Linked DNA regions of Homo sapiens: region 1 is linked to region 2. A link is an interaction called in ENCODE POLR2A ChIA-PET data of the cell type or tissue named here. Cell type or tissue: PC-9. All regions are shown on one strand.

Region 1 (4,000 bases), 190 kb after region 2:
AGAATGAAAAAGTAAAACTCAGCCTGTCCCCTGTATAGATGATGGCAAATTCCCACGATGGAATCAAATAAATGATTGACACCTTTCAACTGTGAGATAGTTATCAAGCACCTATTAAATACAACACATTGTCAGAGACCTTGGCGGGGAAGGTCTGTGCCCTTGGCGGGCACTGCTTGCCCTCCAAAAACCTCTGTTGAATTTAGGGATAAGATACAAAAGCACAAAGAGACAAGTAATCCAGGGACAGTCACCACAGCCTAGCAGCTACTGTGTAAGGCCCAACCACAGTGTTGGATGCTTTACAAATGCTTTGCCTAAGCTTCACCTCAGCCCAACAAGCAGATGTTATTATCCCTGCTTTACAAATGAGAAAACAAGGTGGGACACAATGGCCCATGCCTGTAATCCCAACGCTTTGGGAGGCAGAGGCAGGCAGATTACTTAAACCCAGGAGTTTGAGACCAGCTTGGGCAATATAGTGAGACCTCATCTCTACAAAGAAAAAAATAAAAATAAATAAAATTTTCTCAAAGAGAAAACAAGAGGCTCATGAAATTAAGGAACTGGTCCAAGGGGACACAATTTGTCCTGAACCATGATTCAAAGCCATGTGTGTGGAACATGAAAGCTCATTCCCTTTCACTATTCCACACCAATAAGTGACTCAAGCCAACAATATCAAGCACATCCCAAGGAGGTCCATGTGACTGTCAACTGGGCATCATAACCAGGAGGGCCAGGAGGAGGAGATTGATCAGGGTCCCCAACCCAGACAGGAGTGGCCCGGGGAGACTAGACTCTTGACAGTAACTCCCCCAACCTGGCCCCAGAACGTCCCCTTATTTGCTGTCTTTATTCACATAAGATTGGGTTAGCTTCCTCCTGCTTACAGATTGAAAACTGAGACACACAGAGATGAGTTACCAGGAACCCCGGCCTAGCTGGTGACACAGTTCAGACTGTGTATCCCAGGCTCTGTGTCTGCTCCAGGACATTCTCACTCCTCCAGTGCCCCCATTCCTTTTTTTTTTTTTGAGACGGAGTCTTGCTCTGTCACCCAGGCTGGAGTGCAGTGGCACAATCTCGGCTCACTGCAAGCTCCGCCTCCCGGGTTCACGCCATTCTCCTGCCTCAGCCTCCCAAGTGGCTGGGACTACAGGCGCCCGGCACCACACCCAGCTAATTTTTTGCATTTTTAGTAGAGACGGGGTTTCACCATGTTAGCCAGGATGGTCTCGATCTCCTGACCTCATGATCCGCCCGCCTCGGCCTCCCAAAGTGCTGGGATTATAGGCGTGAGCCACCGCGCCTGGTCCTCCAGTGCCCCCATTCTAATCCTCCTCCTGAGGGCTCACTACAGGGAGAGACTCCCCAGCCTTCCCATGTTTCTTCTAGTTGGCTATGTCAGTGGTCCTAAGTGCAGGCCTCAGGCAGCATCACATCTGCCAGGAACCTGTCAGGGAGGCGAATTTAGGGCCTCCTTGCAGAACCACTGATTCCAGTAGGCCCAGCAATCTGTGCTTAAAACAAGCCCTCCAAGGAATTCCTCACACCAAGGTTTGAGAGCTAGTGAAAAGCATTCTACTCCCCCGAGCTGTGCCCACGTTAATCATAAAATCAAGGCCATTGCGTTAACAAGTTCTCTGCCTCACGCTGCCACCTCATCATGAACAAAAAGAAAAGAAAAAGACAAACAAGAAAGCTCCTGCTGTTCTCTCCTGCGTGCAGCCTGACTCCCACCCGTGCCCACATTCCCCAAGCCCCAATTCCTGCACTGCTGCTTCCCTCCGCGCCTTACCTCTTCCAGTTTAGTCTGTCGACAGGGGAAAGAAAAAGTTAGGCCAAGGGGCAATTTCTTATGCTTTAAATCTTTGGTCTTCATGAAATCTGCCAGACAGTCAGCTACATATTCAAACAGCTGCAGAGAAGAGAAAGCAAAGTACATGGGCTAAGGTGTGGTTTCCCCACACACGGATGCCACCGCCTTCCCTGCGGTCACAGGAGCCACCTGCCAGGTACCTCTGTGCCGTTCCCGCGGATGATTTCATTGGGCGTTGGGTAGAACTGACTCTCCATCTGCACGTGTCGCTTCCCCTCTTCAGCGACTTGCACCTTCAGCACTCGGAACTTGGACCCTCCGAGATCCAGGGAAAGGAACTCCCCATTTTCTATTAAGAAACAAATTCAGTTTCCATTTATTGAGGGTCTACTACAGATATGGCAAGCTCTGCATTAGAGGTTGGACATATAATCAACGTCTTCAAATCACAGCCACTAGGTATCATTATGCTCATTTGCCAAGGCTGAGGACTCTGGCCATTTCTCAGAGCCCTCGAGGTAAGGCGCAGAGCTGAGATGTGAACTAAGTCAGCCTGACTCTGCAGCCTGAGCCCAACCCACTGGCTCATGCTGTAGGAATGTGCATGTCAACTGGAGAGGGCAAATGTGAGCACAGCCCTTGCGGTGGTATGAGAGGTGGCCTCGACGGTGGAGCCCATCCTGGGATGCCATCACTGGGAAGAGAGAGCTGGTGCTCCCAGCCTGGGGAAACTCGGATAAAGGTATGAGGGGGAAGACAGGATGTGCGGCGAGGAGCAGCCAGCCTCCTGCAGCCGATGATCCTATGGGCAGAGGGAAAACACTCCTGGAGGGGAGAGGAGACAGGGACTAAACAATGGCCCTTGAGGTGCCAAGGATGCTGATTTTTTTAGGCCAGAGCCACTCCAAAAGGAGACATTGGAACACAACCCAGCCCAGCCCAAGACAGATGCCATTAATTGAAAGGTGGGGGCTGGGCACAGTGGCTCATGCCTGTAATCCCAGCATTTTGGGAGGCCGAGACGGGCAGATCACCTGAGGTCAGCAGTTCAAGAACAGCCTGGCCAACTTGGTGATGTTGCTGCTGTTGCTGGTCTGTAGACCATAGTTAGAGTAGCAAAGGTGCAGCCAGCTCGATTTTTTGTTTTTGTGTAGACATCCGGAAATTCTTACCTTCACAGATCAGCCACAAAGGAGCTGATGGAGTCATTTATTATTTGGTGAGGGAATTCAGGGAGTTAATCCTATGCAACTTTTATTAGTATATATTATGCACCAAGTAAGAGGGTTCTCCCAGATGCTGTCTTGCTGTGTAGGAGGTAGGGTAGATCCCACAATCTATGTCCACACATTTACTGAGCATCTACTCTGTGCTGAGTAACATGTGTTAGGTGCTAGGGATGCGCAGATGAAAGACGGTGTGCTCCCTGGGAAATTGATCCGAAATACAGGCGCATAAATCAGCTATTTCCATATAGTAGGACCAGTGCTCAGATTGTGAGAGGCACAGGGAGAGATATCCAGGTCAAAGCTGGGAGACAAAGGCAGCTGGCTTTGCAGGGAGGGGACACAGAGCTGAGTGTTGAAGGGTGAGCAGGAGTCAGGCTGCCAGGCTGCCGGGAGCGGGGGTCCCAGGGAGAGGAACCACGGGCAAAGGAATGAGAAAGCATCCGCTAAGAGTGAGTGTGCTTTTGCCAAAGGAGGGCAGCTGTCACAGAAATGAGGTTGGAAGGTGGCTCTCAGGTTAAATTTGGAAGGATTTGGAAAAGCTATCCACCCCAAGGAGCTTGGGCTTTATCTGGAAGGTGAGAGGGAGCTGCAGAAAGATTTTAAGCTAGGGAGTGCCAAGATCTGAGATTCTGGGGACAAATGCCTCTGACACCAACCAGAATAGACTGAGGGTTTAACAAAAGAAGAGGCTGCTGCACTGCCATCGGACGGGAGGGGATGTGCTGAGACCTGGCCAGTGTCGGTGTGGAGGCATCCCACTCCCGGCCCGCATCGCAATCACTATCAAACACCTCACTCCACCAGTGGCTCGAGGTGCCATTTCATGGATGCCACATGGTGTGATCCCTTCTGTCTCTGACCCCAGAAAAAAGGAACCAGTGGACCCTGGGAGAGGGAGGACTTGCCCAGGCAACAGCAGTCTGTGGGGCCTCAGAGTCTTCACAGACAT
Region 2 (4,000 bases):
TTAGAGACCCGCCTGATTATCGAGTTGCCCAGCTAAAAGGACGTGGAAGAGGGTCTCAGAGAGAGAGCACAGTGATGCCTAAACATGGCTGCAAACTGGAACAACCTGGGGAGCTTTAAAAAGTACTGATGCATGGCCGGGCATGGTGGCTCATGCCTGTAATCCCAGCACTTTGAGAGGCCAAGGCAGGCGGATCACCTAAGGTCAGGAGTTCGAGATCCCCCTGACCAACATGGAGAAACCCCATCTCTACTAAAAATACAAAATTAGCCGGGGTGGTGGTGTGCACCTGGAATCCCAGCTACTCGGGAGGCTGAGGCAGGAGAATCACTTGAACCCGGGAGGCAGAGGTTGCAGTGAGCCGAGATCACACCATTGCACTCCAGCCTGGGCAACAAGAGCAAAACTCTGACTCAAAAAAAAAAAAAAAAAAAAAGTACCGATACCTGGTTCCCACCCCCAGACATCCTGACTTAATTGGTCTGATGTGTGGCGTGGGCAGCTGGAGTTTTGGAAGCTCTAGGAAATTCCAATGTGCAGCAAAGTTCAGGAGCCGCTGGCCTGCATGAGGGCCTGAGGCAGGAGACTGGGGCTTTCTGTAAATCGAATGGAAAGTTGGAGGAGAAGGACAAACTGTGGGCCTGGAGAGATGGGGATGCGACAAGATTTAGGATATAGAATGGATGGGAGTAGGTGGTAGAGTGGAGAGAGGGAAGGAGGAAGAAGCTGATGGTGATGCCCAGGTTTCAGGCTTGGGTAACTGGATGGAGGTGGTACATTTTCTGCAATTCAGAACACAGCAGAACATGGTATGCACAGAAGACCTGCTGGTTAGAGATGATATATCATCTTGGCTCAATACATAGTAGCCTCAACCGCCACCGCCGCCACCACCACCACCACGATCATTATCATCATCATCATCATCATCATCATCATCAATCTGGTGGAGGCTTCTTAAAAGCCTTTGTGGTCACCAGGATTAAAGCAGTGAGGCTGCCCTCTAGTGTCGTTTGTTTTTCTTTCTTTTTTTTTTTTTTTTTTGAGACAGAGTTTCACCCCGTGGCCCAGGCTGGAGTGTAGTGGCACGATCTCGGCTCACTGCAAGCTCTGCCTCCCAGGTTCACGCCATTCTCCTGTCTCAGCCTCCCAGGTAGCTGGGACTACAGGCGCCCGCCACCACGCCCGGCTAATTTTTTGTATTTTTAGTAGAGACAGGGTTTCACCGTGTTAGCCAGGATGGTCTTGATCTCCTGACCTTGTGATCCGCCCGTCTCAGCCTCCCAAAGTGCTGGGATTACAGGCCTGAGCCACCGCGCCTGGCCTCTAGTGTCATAATCTGTGTATTACAGGCACTCCTGCACTTAGGCTACAGTCTGCATATCTCTGCAGGGGATGAGGCTGGGCCCACGTAGGAGCCAGAGTGGGAGTGGAGGGTCAGGGATGAGTAAGGCATGGTCTCCCCTGTAATGCTCAGGCCAGGATCTCCCAGGCAAGCCCCATTCTTGGCCCTACTGTGAGTAAGGGTCTCCTTTGGATGAGTCGCTGTCTCTGCAAAATGCTCACACGGAGGAAGCCCGGAGCAGGGAATGGGTGCTGGGCAGTCATCCTGGAGGCCTAAGATCCAGTTGCGGCTCCCCTAGTACTTGGCTGTCTGACCTGGAGGGAGTGCCTTTCCTGGACTTCAGTGTCCTCATCAGGGCTGGGCATCTCTGGAGGATGACGTTGTGTCTTTGCAGCTGACCACAATAGCGGGCAGGACCTACATTTCCCAGCCCTCCAGAAGAGACAAGAGGAAGCTTCTCATGTTCTCCAGAAGGGCCTTCCCAGAGCCAGCAAGGGGCAGAGAGCAAGTGCCCTGGAAGGCTTCCAGGAGGAGGTGGATTAATGAATTAGTAAATAGTGTCTGTGGCAAGACATCCCACCTTTGAGACACTGAGGAGAAACTTGCAGACACAGCAAGGCCTGGCAGCAAGAGAAGAAAGGCTGTGGGCTCTAGAGTCAGAGAAACCAGGCTTTCACTGTTGGTTCCCCCGACTGTGTGACCTTGGACATGTTATTTATTCCATCTGTGAAATGAGGATATAAACAATTCACAACAGCAAATGCTTATTTAGCCCTTTGTGTCAGGTACTGTTGTAAGCACTTTGTCTGTATTAACTAATTTAATCTCATAACAATCCCATGAGGTAGTACAAATTTTACAGGTGAGGAAAAGGAAGCACAAAGAGGTTATGCAACTTGTTCAGTCACCAGGCACGTGGCTGGTGCTCAGTAAATAGTAGCGACGCTGTAACCACAGAGATAACAATCACTGATTGCACTGAAACAGGTGAGCTTATGGGCAGAGTCAAGGGAAAGGCTGGGTGGGCCAGTGTCAAGGGAGAGAATTTCAAGAGACAGAATGTGATATCCTCCAGCAAGCATCAAGCACAAGGCATGGCTTTTTATTTGTGACCAGATCGTGATACCCCATTGTCCCTGGGGCTTCCCAAATGGGACCACCTGGGCAAGGAGGGGCAAGGGCTGTTAGAACTGGTTTATTCCCACTGGGTCCTGAAGAAGGAAGAAGTTCCCTTTCTCAGCTTCCCATGTGGCCTGGGGTGGTCATGTGACCTAGTTCTGGCCAATTAGATGTGAGGGGCATCTGCTGGGGGGAATCCTGGGGAAGGCTTTCCTCCCTGACCAAAAGAGAGAAGCCTAGAAGGAGACTTATTTTCCTTCCTGCTCCTTTCCTGGGATGAGAGTGCAGTTAGATAAAAAGATTGTTGGAGCTGTTGCAGCCCTCTTGCAGCTATGAGGGGAAGGCCAAGAAAAATCAAAGTTCCCAAAGAGCTTTTGACATCACTGAGCTGTTTCTCACAGAATCACCTATTTCCAGATGCCTGGTTATGTGAGAAAGATATTTGTTTAAGTTACTGTTACTTACAGCAAAAAGTATGCATGGTATCATATCCAAGTTGTTCCAGTGTGTTCATTCATCGGCGCACCATTCATTCATTTAATTAGAAGTTATCATTGAGCCAATCACAGTGGAGGACAGGGAGGATATGGCTGTCATCAAGGCTGTCATCAAGGCTGTCATCAAGGCTGTCATCATCATTCCTGGCTTTGTGGATTTCCTAGTATGGTAGGGAAAACACACTTTGAATACATGTGATGGATCAGGATGTTAACAAGAAAAAAAGCACAGGAATGCTATTAGAATGTAGAACAAAAATAGTTAACCTGTGGAAGCATCAAAGAAGTTCTTGAAGGCTAGTGTTTATTTAGAGTTACATGCCATCATAAAGGGTCCCCAAGATGTAAAATGCAGTGCCTCAAACAAGAGAGAAGTTTGTTTTGTTTTGTTTCCTTTATTATTTTTTTTTTCTAGACGGAGTTTCGAAAAACAGGCAAGACAGGGTCTCCCTGTGTTGCCCAGGCTGGAGTGCAATCTCAGCTCACTGCAACCACCACCTCCCGGGTTCAAGTGATTCTCCTGCCTGAGTCTCCCAAGTAGCTGGGATTACAGGTGCCCACCACCACGCCTGGCTAATTTTTTGTATTGTTATTAGAGATGGGATTTCTCCATGTTGGTCAGGCTGGTCTTGAACCCCCGACCTCAGGTGATCCACCTGCCTCGGCCTCCCAAAATTCTGGGATTACAGGTATGAGCCACCATGCCCAACCTGTTTCCTTTTTCTTTTTCACATAAGAGCCCTGAGACCTCCCCAGGCTCTGCCATCCTCAATATGGCTTCCCTCTGTGGATTCAAGATGGAAGTCCCTGTTGTTGCCACTGCCCTCCAGTAGGAAGTGGGGAGTCAGCAGCTCCCTCTTTAAAGATGAGACTGTGAAGTTTTGTGTGTGTGTGTGTGTGTGTGTGTGTGTGTGTGTGTGTCACTTCTGCCCACATCTCATTGGCCAGATCTTAATCATGTGACCACATGTAGCTTGGAAGGGAGTCTTGGAAATGCAGACTTTAGCTGGTCAGCCAGGTGACAGCTAACAGGCAGGGA

What was found. Peaks named below come from ENCODE experiments on the same cell type or tissue, not always from the same donor. Only the 100,000 strongest peaks of a DNase experiment are listed, where the experiment ranks them.
Region 1: POLR2A ChIA-PET joins it to region 2 with 5 read pairs; 2 of 35 experiments call an interaction of 5 or more read pairs at or near these places.

The regions. Positions count from the first base shown.
Region 1 is chr10:69,230,935-69,234,934 of GRCh38, reverse strand. HKDC1 (hexokinase domain containing 1) reads right to left here. Exons shown (of 18, transcript NM_025130.4): 3 at 2,023-2,171; 4 at 1,802-1,921. It overlaps LOC101928994 (a long non-coding RNA gene), which reads left to right and starts at 2,445. Exons shown (of 5, transcript NR_120648.1): 1 at 2,445-2,564. RefSeq lists enhancers at 1,563-2,288, 1,902-3,101. In PC-9, no CTCF peak of the experiment used is centred here; DNase peaks (open chromatin) are centred at 2,004 and 2,414; H3K4me3 peaks cover 3,389 bases; H3K27ac peaks cover 4,000 bases.
Region 2 is chr10:69,424,302-69,428,301 of GRCh38, reverse strand. No RefSeq gene overlaps it. Among named protein-coding and RNA genes, the nearest start is that of TACR2, 9.4 kb to the right of the region's middle. In PC-9, CTCF peaks have their summits at 998 (motif pointing left) and 1,284; DNase peaks (open chromatin) are centred at 971, 1,781 and 2,261; H3K27ac peaks cover 828 bases.